Linked DNA regions of Mus musculus: region 1 is linked to region 2. Evidence: chromatin loops called from intact Hi-C (ENCODE). Cell type or tissue: heart. All regions are shown on one strand. Each heading gives the region's core, and the rest is flanking DNA. Links, peaks and the distances in the headings are about the cores only.

The links. A loop is a pair of places that touch in the nucleus more often than their neighbours do. Peaks named below come from ENCODE experiments on the same cell type or tissue, not always from the same donor. Only the 100,000 strongest peaks of a DNase experiment are listed, where the experiment ranks them.
Region 1: it touches region 2 in a loop (6-fold over the local background); 3 of 42 quality-filtered maps call a loop at or near these places.

What each region holds. Positions count from the first base shown.
Region 1 is chr14:54,143,172-54,151,505 of GRCm38, reverse strand. It overlaps Tcra, Tcrd, Trdc and Trdv5. Among named protein-coding and RNA genes, the nearest start is that of Gm30275, 22 kb to the right of the region's middle. In heart, for the core only: no CTCF peak of the experiment used is centred there; no DNase peak of the experiment used is centred there; H3K27ac peaks cover 1,163 bases.
Region 2 is chr14:53,800,970-53,809,303 of GRCm38, reverse strand. It overlaps Tcra and Trav17. Among named protein-coding and RNA genes, the nearest start is that of Gm30392, 190 kb to the left of the region's middle. In heart, for the core only: CTCF peaks have their summits at 2,906 (motif pointing left) and 4,884 (motif pointing right); no DNase peak of the experiment used is centred there; H3K4me3 peaks cover 270 bases.

The DNA of each region.
Region 1 (8,334 bases), core at 172-8,171, 340 kb before region 2:
AGGGCCTGTGGAGCCCATGTCTGTGTTCTTGGGTGTGGTCAGATGTCCCTGAAGTTGGGCAATAGGAGGAGTAGTCAGCTATTCATCAAGAAGATGGTTTAGTCTAGGGCTGGGCTGGGGACCTGGATGCTCTGAAAATGACTTCTGTCAGCAGGGGCTGGGTGTGTGCAAGGATTCTTCCAAGTGGTAGCCCCTGAGAAGGTGAGCATCCTTTTTCCTCTGAATCTTCCTCTCCAACATCCAGGGCATCATCCTTATGGATGCTCACAATGGGTTGCTGGTCCAGGTGATATTTTTCTTGAGAACTCTGCATGCCCGTGGTTGCATGGAGATACAATTCAGGAAGTCAAGTGAAAGTTGAGTTCCAGATAAACAATGAATACTTCTTTTTAAAAAAATGTACAGTGATGTTCCAAATATAGCATGTTCCAGACATTTGAGGTAACCATTGGCTGTTCTCTTGTATTTTTGTTACTCCCCCCTCTCTTTCTTTCTGTCTCATTTTCCCCCTGGAGATGGAGCCCAGAGCCTCATGTATGCTAGGCAAGGGTCTTACTGATGAAACACCCTCTGCCGAGTCCCACTGGAGAACTCTTCAGTGAAGCAGTGTTCTTTTACTGCACATCTATTTACTGAAAGACAATGAACTGGGGGTTGGGATACATCAGGATCAGTGAAAAATTGAATGTTGTCATTAGTTTGTGTGCATGTGTGTGTGTGCATATGTGTTGAGATGGAAAAAAGTAATTTTTTTTTAACAAATCTGGTATCAAGCTGAGGGAAAATTTCAACACAGATGTAATCAAGGGTGGCAACGAGTAAGTAACTAATTGGAGTGGCTGGGGACACTGAGCGGAGCTGAGGTTGCTGAAGAACGAGGTAAGGGTTTTAGATAGCTAGAACAGGGAGGCAGATGGAGGACGACAAGAAAGGCTATTGCACCCATGGCAAATGGAGAGAGCAAGCAATAGTCCTAAGGCAGGGTAAGAGGCAAGAGTCAGAGCTTTGCTGGGTCTCAGAGACCCAGGCAAAGAGGAGCAGTTAGCATTATAAAGACCCAGAGAATGGATAGTCCAGGACAAAGGGTGAAGCAAAGGGACCAGTTAGGACTAAGTAGTGATCCCAGTAAGAGATGGCAATGTTTGCATGAGGGGGCAGCTGGGATGGGAAAAGCAGATGAACTTGTGTTTAGAAATGCCAACAAGCTGGGCCGTGGTGGCGCACGCCTTTAATCCCAGCACTTGGGAGGCAGAGGCAGGCAGATTTCTGAGTTCGAGGCCAGCCTGGTCTACAGAGTGAGTTCCAGGACAGCCAGGGCTATACAGAGAAACCCTGTCTCAGGAAAAAAAATGTAAACAGGTCTTACTGATGAAGCAGGTGTAGGGAAAAGGGAGGAGAGGAACCTTCGAAGATACTCGTGGGGATTGTAGTGAGTTAGTGTTTCTGAGTCCAGAGCAAGGCTTCCTAAATTTTTGGTGCATGTGAATGAGAGAGGATGGCTCAGGGGCTCCAGACACCCCAGGCGTAGGAGGCTTCTCATAACAGTAACCCAGCAAGCTTGTAGCTCACTCATTGCAGTTTACCTGCCCCCCAAGCTCTCTTTTGGGCAGGAACTTTACAGCTATAGCCAAGTGTAGGCTCTACCAAGAGACAGGGAACCCTGTCGGGCATTGCAGTGAACACTGCCAGGCTCAGCAAGCACCACCCCAAGCTTTAAAACCAAAGGCTTCTAGGGTCCTGCCTGCCCATTTTTCCATCCTTACACAGAGGGACTTACTAATTTATTTTCCATATTGAATACTATCTACTGATTCCATTTATTGAGCTCTACAAAGTCAGATACAAAGACACATGTCAGGCGCCCTGAGACAGGACTACTGGAAGTATAATTCTATGATCAGAGAATATAAGCATGGCAGGTAAGGTACTTTATACATTAGCCATCCAAAGCACGCCATTGTGGGGGCCCACAGTTTCCTTCCCCCATCCCCCTTCCCCAGCCCCCCTCTCACTCCTCCCCTCTACCCCGCCCCACCTCTACTTTTAAAAGAGTCGTTCATTTTCATTGTTAGAAGTATCAGTTCTAGATGGTTTGAAAACCAACATTTCTGTAAACCACAACAGTTCCTTGGTAGAGGTATTCACCCCCACAATTCCAGTTAATCCAGTCACATGACAGTCATGTGAGGGGCTGCCTGCCTCTCCTCCTTTCCCTCCTGTCCCCTCCCTAGACAAAGCAATAGGGATGGTTAAAGAGAGTCCAGCAGCCCTCCTCCACGCTGTGCCCCTGTACCGACTGGAAGGATGATTCTTGCCGCGACCCTTACCCTTCTGTTTGCCTGTAAGAGGCGTATTTCCCGCTTGCTGCACCCTGCTTCCCTCTCTCTGACCTTCGGAAGCTTGCTCTCTGTCTCTACACACTTAGGTTTCAGTCATTCTCTGCCCGTGACTTTCATTCCTATCGTCTGTTGAGTCCCTCTGAGCTGGTCAGTGTCTGGGATGCAGACGCTACTATGGCCTCCTTTCTTCTTCACAGACAAGGATGTGCTGTGCATCACGCTGACCCAGAGCTCCACTGACCAGACAGTGGCAAGCGGCACTGAAGTAACACTGCTCTGCACGTACAATGCGGATTCTCCAAACCCAGATTTATTTTGGTATCGCAAAAGGCCAGACAGATCCTTCCAGTTCATCCTTTATAGGGACGACACTAGTTCCCATGATGCAGATTTTGTTCAAGGTCGATTTTCTGTGAAGCACAGCAAGGCCAACAGAACCTTCCATCTGGTGATCTCTCCAGTGAGCCTTGAAGACAGCGCTACTTATTACTGTGCCTCGGGGTATCACTGTGGTGCAGGTGCCCAGGGAGCCTGTACCCAAACCCCTGGAGCACAGTTTAGGAGTGCCCTCCCCATCCCCCTTCCACAGAAAGTCACATGCCAGGTTGTCAGGCATCTGGCACTCCCAAGTGACTAGGAACGAAAGGCCTGGCCACAGCCAGGAAAGACTCTGGCTTCCAAGGAGCACAGCACCTCTCACTCTGGGTTCAATGGGCCTTTGTCAATGGAGTCACTTGTGGTTGGCTATGGAGAACTACAGCTTGAGGAACTACCATATCTCAAGTCCATGCTGTTCCCCGTGAGGATATCAGAATGGTGTGCCAAGGACACCATTGTCAGCGTTTTTATCTCTGTGGTTGCCCAGTCATTACTGTGTATTAGTAGGCTTTCTCGTTGAGACTCCAAGTGGACTCTTAAACCCACCCCTATCTTCTTCTTTCTGCATCTTGATGTGCTATGTCATGTGCCCTAGGCACTCTCCGATGCTTCTATTTTAGTTATTTTATTTGGACAGCATTTCTCCCTGAAGATCATTTTGTGGAAGAACAGCCTGGCCAATTGTCTAAGAACCAAGAACGCCATTTTCTAAGGTGTCAAGTGTGGAGTTCAATGGTGTCCTAAGAGAAAACCATTTTCTCTTGAAAAATATTGGCCATGTGATGTCGAAGCAGATGCCCCTTCAGGCTCTGAGTCTTGGGCTCACCTTTGTCTACTTCTGTTAACATCTGTATCCTAGATATACCATTAAAGTTATTAGATACAGACTCGGGGATGGGAGAGCCCAGATGTGAGGAACAGTCTCCTCATCTCACAGCTGGTTCACGACAGCTAGGAATGCATGCTGTATTTCTAGCACTTGTTGCAGCTACGTGCTAGGAGGCGTTGTCAAAATGAATTTGGGAGGGGGTTTGTGTGCACTTCAGACACAGTAAGCGAAAAGTAGCCTCAATGTGGAGCAACAGGGGGTGATGTGAGGGAGTCACAGGATGTGGTTCCCCGCTCCTGCCTTCTGTCTTCACACACACACACACACACACACACACACACACACACACACACACACACACACACACACACACGAGAGAGAGAGAGAGAGAGAGAGAGAGAGAGAGAGAGAGAGAGAGAGAGAGAGAGAGAGAGAGAGAGAGAAACAATTTCAGGGATGCAGAGGACCACTGAGAGGGAGTGGGAATGTGAGAGTAATGGAGGTGGTGGTGGATCTGAACGAGATATGATGACATACCAGTAAGAAAATCTTACCATCAAAGTTGTTACTCATATACTAACTAAAATATTAATTTAAAGTTTTTGGAGGCTCATTTTGGTGGGCGAAATTCATCGTCCTGCTATGCTATGCTAGGTTTTATTTTTCCTGGCATGGCGGGTCAGAGTTGTCTCATTTGTTGCTGACAAGAGGCAGTTCTGAAGCTCAGTGTCGTGACATTTAGAGTGACACATCATTCTCATTTTGGTGATACAGGGAGCCCCTGGGACAGTAACTTTGGGCTGTCAGTCTTGAGACCTTGGTTTCGTTTCCAGCCATATCTCTGCCTCACCGAATGACTTTTGACAAAGTATAATCAATTTTTTTTTCAGGTGGAGGGGAGGGCAGGCTGGGCAAACGTTTTTGTTCTGCTTGGAAAAAAGAGGATGCAATCTTTTCTAACACCTTCGGAATAGCATTTGGATGCTGCAGGGTGGCAGAAGACATCCCAGGCAAAGGGTGGCTTGCTTGGTTGCTTTTCCCTGGGTGGACCCAGCTTATCCATTTAGGTTTGCCTGAACCCAGTGACACACAGCATCATCCCATCCCTTGGTTTGGAGGCTGTGGTTGATGGTAGCTAGGGAATTGGCAGTGATAATTGCTCTTTCAAACATCACACCATGACCCCTGCTTTATACTTCTCATAGGAACTGAGGGAACCACGGTATTGAGTTGTTAGGGCCTGTTAGTGGGTGTGTCAAAAAGCTGTGGCCTTGCTGAGCTGGGGTTAGCAGAGCTGAACACCACACTGAAGGTGTTGCTGTTGTTGTAATAGCAGCAGGAAACCAGGGCCCAGTTCCCTAGACAGAATGGAATGCCAGAAGCACAGGAAGCTGTGATGTGACTGACACGCTCAGCCTGGCTTCCAGGACACTAATAGCTCTGAGCATCATTCTCCCCTGGTAGTCACTTCACACTGAGTGAAGCCAGAGGTGAACGGCTTAATAAATGCAAGAGAGGCAGGCCCGAGAAGAAAGGCAGAGGGCATCAGCAGCAAAGACTGAGGGGAAAGGATCTGTGCCCAGTAATGTCAAAAGCCAGGCTGGCAGGCAAAGACAATGCAAGCACCATTTTTACTGGGAGAGGGGGGGGGGGCGGGTCACATCCCTACTCCTGCTTCCAAAACACTTGCACAGTGAGTTGTTTGCAGGCCGGGCACAGGTATTAATTCTGTACTCTCTGCATTGTGCCTGGGACTCAGCTGGTTTGTGCAGACAAAGTCAGTTCACAGAATGAGTGTCCTTCCTTTCGGTATTTTACTTTCATCTTTGGTAATAGAGTGGAGAATAATTAGATGCGATCTTAGAAGCTTTATTGTCTGCTTGGAGAGCATTAAGGAAGCCAAGTGTGAGTTTGTTTGTAAAGTATTAGGAGAAACAGAAAGTGCTAAAATTGTTCACACCGTAGTGCTGCTAGGAAAACTCTCCTGTGTGACTATTGGAGTAAATACAAAGGGGGGGGGGCTGGGCCATGCTCGCCTCAGGAGAGGAGGAGGGGGCTCTGGCTAGGGATGAGTTGAGTACAGCTTTCCATGTTTAGCTAAAAAGATACGGGTTCTCTCTCTCAAGATTATTTCCTCCTGGATAATGAAGCTGGTCCCCACTTCCTAGTTCTGGGTAAATGAAGAAGGATGAAACACCATTTTCAAAGTATACCAATTATGGGGGCAAAATAAAATGGATCTGTTTTCATAACTTCCCATGCCTTTATAAAGCAGCAGGTAAAGCCGGGGGTCCCGAGGGCTTTTGCTTTTCTTCTAGACTGGAGGATTAGCTAGGCTTGTTGCTGTCACAGAAAAGCTGGTTTTGTTAGCAGCTGTTTAAATGTGGTGGTGAAGGGTCAGTCTGAAGCACTGAGAAGTTGGAAGCCTGGGATATAGCATCTTTCTAAGCTTTTGATTTCTTTCAGGAACCGTAGTCTCCTCATGTCAGCCCACCTGTAAATAAAGGAAAGTTTTATACAATCACAGACTCTGAAACTGGAAAGAGGGAGCGGTGGTATCATTTTGGGAAGGCTGGTGTCTACTGTGCGGTACCATTCCAGACATCATTAATCAATTGCGGAACATGACACTGCTAACATGGCAGGGGTTCTGCTGGTCAGTATAGTAATCAGACTTGTTTGCTTTCTTGTAGTCATTCTTAAACCCAAGCCCAGAGAGGGTAAGCAAACTGGCCGAGGTATCCAGGAGCTAGTCACAGGTCAGGACTAAAGATTGGTCTTCTGATGCCTAGGGTAACATTCTTTTTACTGCTGTGACCTCTGAACTGCAAGTAAAGTTAACAGGCAGGGTTAGATACCCATTTGGAAATGAGTGGCTATACTTATAGATCAGTTTAACCCTTAAAATGTAGGCTCATTCCTCGAACATGAATTGATGAACATTTGGCTGTACTGGGGAAGATAAGGGAGAGGAGTTTTTATTTATTTTATTTTATTTTATTTTATTTTATTTTATTTTATTTTATTTTATTTTATTTTATTTTATTTTATTTTATTTTATTTTATTTATGCTTATGGGTGTTTAGTCTACATGTATGTCTGTGAACCAAGTGTTTGTAGTGGTTTTGGAGACCAGAAGAGGACGTTAGATCCCTGGAACTTGAGTTATAGATGGTTGTGAGTTGCAAATTGAACTCTGGTTCTCTAGAAGAGTAGCCACTGCTCTTAGCCACTGAGCCATCTCTCCATTCCCCCAGAGAAAGGCTTTATAGGCAAGCCTAAGTTTCTCTCTCTTTCTCTCTCTCTCTCTCTTTCTCTTTCTCTTTCTCTTTGTCTCTCCTTTCCTTCCTCCCTCACTTTCTTTACTCTTCTCTTCTCTTCTTTCCTTTCCTTTCCTTTTTCTTTTCATTTTCCTTTTTTTGTTTTGAAATAATATCTTGTTAATGTAGTCCTGGCTGGCTTGGTATTGTATAGTTCAGGCTGGTCTTGAACTCACATTAATCCTCTTGCTTCAGCTTCCAAACTGTTAGAAGTCTAGGAGTGTTTCACCACACTTGCCTTATTATTATCATTTTAACCTTCTTTACAATTTATAACATAATTAGGGTGAAGCTGGGAATATGAAGTGACCAATTCTTACCTTAAAAGAATAACTTAACAGTCAAGAGAAAATTGATGGCAATGGTCTTGGCAAACAGCAGTCGTAGGCCCAGCACCGTGAGGGACATCATGTTTACCTTCTCAGTGTGAACTGTGACTGAATGAAAGGAAGAACAGTGGAGTCAGGGGAGACCAAATTTCTCTCTACAGTGTCAACAACTCTCACAGCTCCTCAGCTCCACACCACCATGGTTCTTCCTGGCCTGCACACCCAGTGTGGTCCCAGACAGCACTCAGAGCCCCCAGGCTCCCGTGCCCACCCAGGCAGGCCAGTCTGGGAAACACTGGCTCATAGCCTGGCAAGCCCTGCTGGGACAGGGGCCAAGGGAACCAGCTGGACTGTGTGTGTGTGTGTGTGTGTGTGTGTGTGTGTGTGTGTGTGTGTGTGTTTTCTTTTGAATCTGATGCTTTCAGATCCCAGGTGACAACAATAGAATTTGTTTTAATCTTGATTTGAACTAACCTCTTGGGCCATAGCAAGGCTCTGAAATTTGTGTGTCATTTTCAGGTTCTGGTAGTTTTTCATTATCTGGAAGAAACAACAGTGATCAAGATATTGATGACAATGAAGAAGCCAAAGGAGACTCTAGGTCGGTAAGCTGAGGGCAAGAGGCTCGCACAGTTGTTTATTCAGACAGGATTCCTTAGGCTTGGGACCTTTTTGGCATCCTCAGTACAGCATCAAGATGCTCTATAATTTGTAGGCAGGACAAAGCTTTTCAATTTTTTGATGAGACAGCCACCCTTGTGGAATTTTGGCCTTTGTGTTGGACTAAATGATACCCTTGATGCCACACATTTGTATGAAAAGGACAGTGGTTGGTGAAGATGAGAGGTGGGGATTAAAAAAGAGGAGAGATGCAAAGCATTTCACATCATTATTAATAATTATTATTATTATTTACTAGCACAATGCTAAACCAAAAGTTATCCACCCCGAGTTCATATTGCTCACTTCTCTTTCCTCTGGCTTGCCCATCTTAGCTTCAGGTCTTTAAGCTAGATACTTTTTTATTTAAGACAGAGTTTCTTTGTATAGCCCTGGCTGTTCTGGAACTCACTCTGTAGACCAGGCTGGCCTCGAACTCAGAAATCTACCTGCCTCTGCCTCCCAAGTGCTGGGATTAA
Region 2 (8,334 bases), core at 286-8,285:
AGTGGCACACTTCCTCCAACAAGGCTTCTACATTTTATGCAGTTGTACTTGTGGAGTTTTGCTGTTCTTGCTTGTGCTCTTGACACCAAAGTCATTTCCAATACCAAAGCAATGATGCTTTCCCTCCATATCTTCTTCAGTGGTTTTAGAGTTGTGGGTCTTAGGTTCAAGTCTAATTCATTTTGAGCTTTTATCTTCATGATACATTGTCAGGGTTCTGTGCTTCATCATCTAAAATGTAGCCAAGAAATAGAAGCAATCTGAGTAAGCTGAAAGTCCATTGACAAATGAATGAACAGAATGCGGCAAGCTGACAATGGGGTGCTATTTAGCTTTGAGAATGAAGGGCATTCTGGTATTTGTGATGAAGTGATGAAAATAGATGACATTATAGTAAATGAAATAAGTCAGCCACAGAAGGGCAAATACTGAATCCAATGGCATGAGTATCTAAAAATAGTCAAATTCACAGACACAAAATAGAATGGCATTTTCCAGAGAGTAGAATAGAGGAGTTACTGTCCAGTGGTTGTAGCACTTCAGTCAGGCAAGAGTCAGCTTTAGAGACTCCACAGCCAAGAGCAGAGTCAACAACATACCAATGTAAGCTCAAGACCTAAGAGGACAGACTGCGTGTGAGATGTTTAGAAATAGCAATGATGTCATCAAATAAGTGTCCAGAGGAGGGACAGCAATGGTGGGCTCAAGGGTGTGCATGTGTGCCCAAACTCATCACATTGTGTATTAAGTATGGGCAGCCTATGTGTATCATTTTATCTTAATATACCTGCTTCAAAAAGAGAAGATTTGATTCTTGTATTTGCTGTAGATTTACTGTTTCTGCCACTCTCCCTTCCCTTTTGAGGTTTCAATCTTTGTGGAGCGCCTTTCCCTCCAGCATGAGGAGATGGCTTCTTGATTTTTTTAAATTATGATATTCATTTCATTTTGTTTTTAATAGAATAGAAGACAATGGACTATACTATGTATACTATGCATCTTCAAATACACACATCATATCATATCATTTTGTCCTTATCCTCACTCTTCCTCCATTGCCAACTCCCATGTCCCTGCCTCCTCTTGCTGGCCCTCTTCCTCACCCCTGAAAATCATTATACTAATAACCCAAATTCAGGAAGATAAACACTCTGTTTTTCTCATATGTAGAATAGGTGTGTATGCTTATGAATGTGTATGTGTGTTTGTGTGTGTGTGTGTGTGTGTGTGAGAGAGAGAGAGAGAGAGAGAGAGAGAAGACCACGTCAGGGGAGGAAGAAACCACAGGGAGGAGGGAGGAAGGAAAAGACAGTATAGTGTTTGTGACACATTGTGACACAGAAATACCTTTTTTTTTTAGAAGTCAGAGAATGAATTCTCACTGTTTGTTTTTCTTTCAAGATGTTCCTATCTTAAGACAGTGTCAGTAGAATATTTCCATTTGTCTTCAGAAGTCAGGACTGACACTTTTTAAGGAGCCTTTTAAATATATAGGACATGGCTTTGTCCACTGCAGGGACTACAGTAGGCTACCATGAGGACTTTTGATTTTACTCTGGGAAAAACAGGACACCACTGCAAGGACCTGAGCTAAATAGGAACCATCGAAGCTCACTGGTTGTTGTGTTCAGAGTAGACTGTAGTAGAACACACAGCAAGGTATTTTAGAGGCCCATCATAGCTTAGACAAGGAGGTAGCAGTGGCTAGAGAGCAGATCAATTTTTAAAGTATGGTTAAACTGATTTCTCAATGAATTATATGTGAGAGTTGAGTGCAAAATCTTTGATTACTCATGTTATAGCCAGATATGCTGTTAGTACTGTTGAAATAGAAATGCTGGTGATCTAGGCAGTGTTTGGATGACTGGGGGGAAATTGAGAGGTTGGGTTTGGTCAAGCTACACTGTAGTCCTGAGTGCAGTGCCTCTAAAGCACAGTGGCTCCACACATTAGGACATCTACCTGAGGGTATCCCTTTAGTTAATTCCTACATGATGCCATAGTAAAATGAGGAATACGATACATTTCCATTTCTTTTAGGAGTCAAACATTCTCCACATTCTTGAGCCTCTGCTCTGCTCATTTTCATTACTAGTGATCTTATTGTGAATCGTTCTTGGTGTGCCCTCGTGCACAGAAGGTCTCAGGAGGTTTGCGCTCGGCTCCCCCTGCAGCCTCAGGCACTGTGCCCTCCAGTGCACAGAAGTACTTGGCTGAGTCGCTCCAATGGGCTGGGGATTTCTTCAGGTTGAAAGAGGAGTTACTCTTCCTAAACTCGGCCTCAAAGCCCTTGGTGCCTTTAACAACGGTGTCTCCTGTGATGTATTTGAGGAGAAACTGGAGGCTCTGGCCAGGATACTGCACGTACCAGAAGAGGTAAGGTGCTGCACTGTATGAATAACTGCATCTGAGCTCCAGGGAGGCTCCTTCAGAGAGCGTGACATGAGCATCAGGCTGGTCCACGGACTGGGCACTGTTTCCTCCTGTAATACCAACGTAGCAGTAGTGAGACTAGAATAGACCTACCTGTAATGATACTATGTCCCTTGTGTAGATTCTGACTAGGAACATGTTCTGTCTGTGGAAACAAAAGCAAGCAAGGACTGAAATAATACTTACTCAGTGAGAAGAACGCGCTGAGCAGCAGAATGGTCACTGGGAACATGGCTAGGCAGTGAGAAGGCTGAGAGATGTATTCAGGAAAATCTCCCTGTGGACAAGGCCTGGAGACTATTAACTGAGAGATGCTCCTCCCTTGGCAATGACTGCTCTGTCGTCCTTTCTACTTACAACTGCACTTCTGAGAGCTGCAAGGTATAAAGGCTAGCTGAAGTGACAGGATTTTTTTTTTTCTTTCTTGCCCTTATAGACATTCAGTCTATGCAACAGTGCCCCCTTGTGGTCAAAGGTGGAAAAATTAGGCCTTCTTTGGTGTTAGGTTCATTGAAGCAATAAAATCTGGTGAAAGTGAATCTTAAGCAGATGATCTAATTTTATGAGTTAAGTAGTACTATTTAATCTTATGAGCTAGAAAATGCTACCGTCCTCGTTTTATAAACTAGAAAGCTTAAGAATGGAAGAAAGTGTGTGTCACAGCAAGTGACAAGCCTGGAGTTTCTCTCATTACTATGGCCAGGAAGGCCCATCAGTAATGACTAATGACTATGCACATTTATCACAACAGCCTTTTACAGTGTTAGCTGTCATATATAATGAACAGGAAATCAAAACTTTATAGAGCTAACTAGGTTTCATAAGGTCACAGACCACCAGCTTGTCTGCTCCTCTGAAGACCCAACAGTCTATAGGCCTCCCAGGAAATCTGCGGCACTTTTATTTTTTATTGCACATCTTATTAGTGAAGGAAAAAGAAAGAAGTGCAAACAGTGACGCTAGCCTTGTGGAGTGAGTGGGAGAACCGCTCTGCACAGGAGGAGGAACGACTGATAGGGCCAACAAAGGAGGTACAATCAGTGATGGCCATGGAAGTCCTAAGTAAATTCTACTTAAGCAGCGGTTGGGTGGGGAGGTCCTGACACATGTCCCCAAACAAAGATCTCTGGGAGGACAGAACCACTAGCACCAGGGTTATGGAGGAGCACAGAACCACAAACCCGAGAATCAAGGCAAAACTGTCAGCTAAAGCCTTGCTTCTGTAGTCAGAGTCTCCTTAGGGAACAGTGACAGTCAGAGGATGCGAGCCACCGCTGCCTTTAGTTAAAAGATGCCCTGATGGTTGCTTAGAAAGTAATAAAGAAAGAACAAAATAATTATTGAAGGACCATAAAAGCATCAGGCAAGCCTGTTTAGATTAGAGGACAGTCCAGCTAGACTCTAAAGATACTGATTTTTTTTTTCTCAAAAGTGATTTTTTTTTTTGGCAGGTGATTTGGGGAAATGGAATGATTTCTTTCCCTGAATGTAGAAGCAACTCTTTGACCTACCAGTACCATTTGCAAATCTGTTTAGAACTCAGCCTGGCATAGCAGTACCCCATAATCCTGCTACCAGCTTGTCTTAGTTAGGATTTCTATTGCTTCAGTGAAACATGGAGGCCAGAAAGCAAGGAGGGGAGGGAAGAGTTAGTGTGGTCCAATCAAGGAAGGAAGACAGAACTGGAATGCAAACCGGACAGGAACCTGGAGGCAGGAGCTGATGCAGAGTCCAAGGAGGGGCTCTACTTATTGCCTTGCTCTCCATGGCTTGATCAGTCTCTTTCTTATAAAACCCAGATCTGCCATCCCAGGGAATGGAACGACCCACAATAGGCTGGGCCCTTCCCCATCAATCACTAATGAAGAAAATGCCCTATAGTCTAACTGCAGCCCATTCTAGCACGGAGGAGCTTCCCCGACCCCCGCCGTGTTGTTTGACCTCTATGGTGAATCTATTCTTGTGTTCTAATTTTAACAGCAACAATCATAAATTCCGAAGTATCACATAATTGAACAAGTCAGGAAATCTTTGGGCATCTGTTTTTCTCCATCAGTTACTCTTGCTCCCGTATCTCGGGTTGTTTTCTAAACACAAAAAGTGAAGAGCGATGGACATAAGTTAGCAACAAAGAAGGGGGAGGGAGGGAGGGAAGGAGGGAGTAATGGAAGGAGAGAGAAGGGTGGGAGAGAGAGAGAAGGGGCAGAGAGGGAGAAAACAAGCTCAGACATCCTCTCTGCCGTGTGTAGTCATGCCGAGACTTATCTACAAGACATGCCATTACTTCCAGCCTCCACTAACCCATATAACAGGGCCTTATGTCATCAGCCTGCCAGTCCTTCTGAGCCCTCCTACATTATTACAGCAGGGGAAGGCTGCATTTCCCCCAGACAGTTCCTACTACACCACGTTCAAACCAGTTTAAGCTATGAACACTAGAGGGCAGCAAAGCCAGCGTTAAGTCACAAAAGTTAGTTGGCCATCAGGTCGACAGTCCTTTAGGAAAGAGCTTCGCACTTCATTTTCCCTAGGGAGGAGTTTGCTACAGCTGGATTCCCACAGCAGGAAAACAGATAACAATTTCACATTTGAGTAAAGCTACACCGAGACAAGGAACACAAACCCCGATCGGGCGACGCGCTCCTAATCTGCCCCTCAGGTTCTTTGTACTTCAGAGCACAGGAGTGCAGGTGTGACACCGCAGATGCTCAGCCCTGCTAACAGATGAGCTCATTACCCTCTTGTTTTGTTTTAAATCTGTGGATAGTTGCACAGTCTGTACTTAGGGTTGGAATCGTTTTCTCAAAGTCCCTTTAAAAGCCATTTGAAACAGTTATGGCACCACCACCGAGGGTCCAGTCTTGCTGCTCTTTTACAGAAAGAAGTCATCGTTTTTTTTTTTTTTTTTTTTTTTTTCTCTTAGCTCCAGGTGTCACTTCCTCATGACTCAGGGTGCTGTGCTGACCTCAATAGAGAGGGGAGCAATCAGAAGTTTATTTTCATTTGTCTGGCGAGTAATGATATAAAGTGCCTGGAGTAACTGGATATTCATATTTCTGAAATAGCTGGGTTTTGATATTTTCATTGATTTTATTGACTCAAGCAAGTTTGTTCCTACTTTGTGTTTTCTGAGTCTTCTTCCAAAACTATGCGTTGTAAATGTGGTTTTACAGATTATTCTTTGACTTTTTCATCTTTTCTTTTTGGGCTGCTCATAATTTCCACCTCCGTTTTAAATAATAGATTTTATTTATTGAATGTGTGTTCTTTTCTTAAAGATTTGTTTATTTTATGTGTATGAATGCTGAGTGTTTGTCTGCATGTTTGTATGTGTGCCACATGAATGCCTGGTGCCCACAGAGGTCTTAAGAGGGCACTGGATCTCCTAAGACTGAGGTTATGGAAGGTTGTCAGCCACCATGTGGGTGCCGCCAGACAAACTTGGATCTTCTGCAAGAGTAACAAGCTCTCTTAAGTGACAAGTCATCTCTCCAGTCACAACCCCCCCTTCTTAGTTGTGTTTTTTTAAACAAAATACAATTACAGATATGTTTATAGAAAGCTTTAAAGTTTCCTTTATTCTGTTTAAGAACTTTTAGAATGGTTTCTCCCAAATAACTTCAGTTGTTTCACACAATAAGTCTTTCTTAAGGACATTTCCCATATGTCTTCCCATTAACACATAATGAAGAACTACACCTAAACAAACACTGAAGACTGGATTTTTCCTTCATGTCTGTCACACTTTTTGGATTAATCACAGAGGCCAGTTTGAGGAACTCGTCATCAAATCTATGATTTCCTGATCAAGGACATTCTTCTATTAAAAATAAATCCAGTGCTGGACTGACTGTGGGCTTCAGTTAAGAGAAGGAAAAGCTATGTGTAAAACCCGGCTGTAGACATTGGAGTATTCATAGAAACAAAGGCCACGATCATTCTGAAACTGCTTCCGGATTAAACTCAGTGCAAGTGTGTTTATGGGTGTACTAAGCATGTTTTCCTAACCTTCCACTAATTTACATGTCTTAACATAAGATGTGCTGCTGAAAGATAACATTGTGTCTTACAGGATTTCAGTAGTGGAGTCATAGAGTGTTAGCAGGAAATGTGACTTGGCTAGAAGACCAACTATCACCCACAGACATGGCTCCTCTTTCTGTCTCCTCTTTGGGGAGAGTTATGACGTAAACAGGAAGCCCAATGTTTCTATGTCTTCATTTGAACTATAAGTGTTGTTGAGGGAGGTGCAGGATGGTGCCAAGTTCACAAGTGGGCATTGTGGTAGATTTACATTGTCTCAAACACCTGGCCATGATACTTCCCAAAGTTGCTTCCTTACACATTAGGACTGGCCATGAGAGAAACCATGCAGGGTAGAAGGTGGGTGTTATCTCTGCATGTTGGCCTGGGCTTCAGGTACTCCTGTATGTGCTTATCAATTTAACAGCTTCTCTTCCCTTTTAAAATTTATTTCTCTTTTCATTCCTTAGAGATGGAGACAGCACTCAAGGCTTTGTGCATGTTAAGAGAATACTCACACTCAGTTACATGCTCAGCCCATCAGCTCTCTTATTGTACCTCCCCCACTTTCCACTCTGCCTCCTCCTTGAGCTGCTCTGTGTACATTCTCCATAGTGCAGATCCGGGTGTAGTTGTTGGGATGAACAGTTGAACTCATGTCCTTGCCCTTTCCCTACTAGGCTTTGTTTTAACTGTGTACAAGCAAAGATGCAGGACCACAGGGAGTAACAAGAGGAAGAGATTAGCCCATGTACACATGTACAGTGGTACCAGTTAACTGCTTCCCAAGGTCACCCTCCGGACAGTATTAAAGGAGGTTTGTCCTTGTGAACCGCAGGTATCCTCATTACATCCTTTCGGGTCACAGTTCAGCCAAGTGTCTTTCCATCATCCATCCAGTTTTCCTTCCCATGTGTTAGTCCAACTCCTCTGCAGATATGGGCAAGGAAAATAGCTTTGCACAGAGTTCCCACTAACTCTTGGAACCATGTGATTTATAACTTTTATAATTGACCTCTTCCTCTTGTTACTCACTGTGGTCCTACGTCTTTGATTGCACACAGTTAAAACAAAGCCTAGTGGGAAGAAGGCAAGATCATGAGTTCAACTGACAATCCCAACAACGACACCAGATCTAAGCTGTGAGCATCTTTAAATGAAACTAACACTTTATTATGGGATAGTTATCACCTCTAAAAATCTTTACACACGTTCTGTGCGATTTACTTATGATTCAAGGATTCAAGACATAGTGTAGCTGAGGAAAGCTACTCCTGACAACTGTTTTCAAAGAAGACAGTTTCTCTTGTAAGTATCCTCTGATCCAGACCACAGATAAAGCGCCCATGGCAGGAGCTGCCCTCTTGCCTGGAGTCTGCAGGTGTGTATCTCAGGCGGGATCCTTCAGCAGAGGCTAGCTCAAGTGAGCTCCTGGGTTTTTGTCCAGGGTTTACTATCACTTCAAACCCTGTGGGGCCTGGAGAGCACAGAAATAGTTCACGGAGTTTTCCAGAGGTACAACTAAATGGCGAGGCTAGTGGAGCTAGCTGATTTCTAGAAGAAGACAGAACAGAGACCGGTCTCTGCACTCTCACTAAAAGAACTTTGGCAGACTAGGAAAATATCTTACCTGGAAATTTGTTTGGGCCAAGAAAGGTGGTGTGACTTCTGAGCAGGGTGACGACTTCTTCACCATCTGAATGGGTCTGAAAGGACTTGAGGTGCTTTCTAGATCCCGTGGGAACAATCAGAAAACAGATGATGGTTTGGTGCAGAGAATAAAATACGGTGGAAACAGGCCGATCTATAAATGACCGACAACCTAACTGAACGCACAGTCAGCTCTTCTCCAATCCCTGTTGTCCCGCCAGGTCTGAA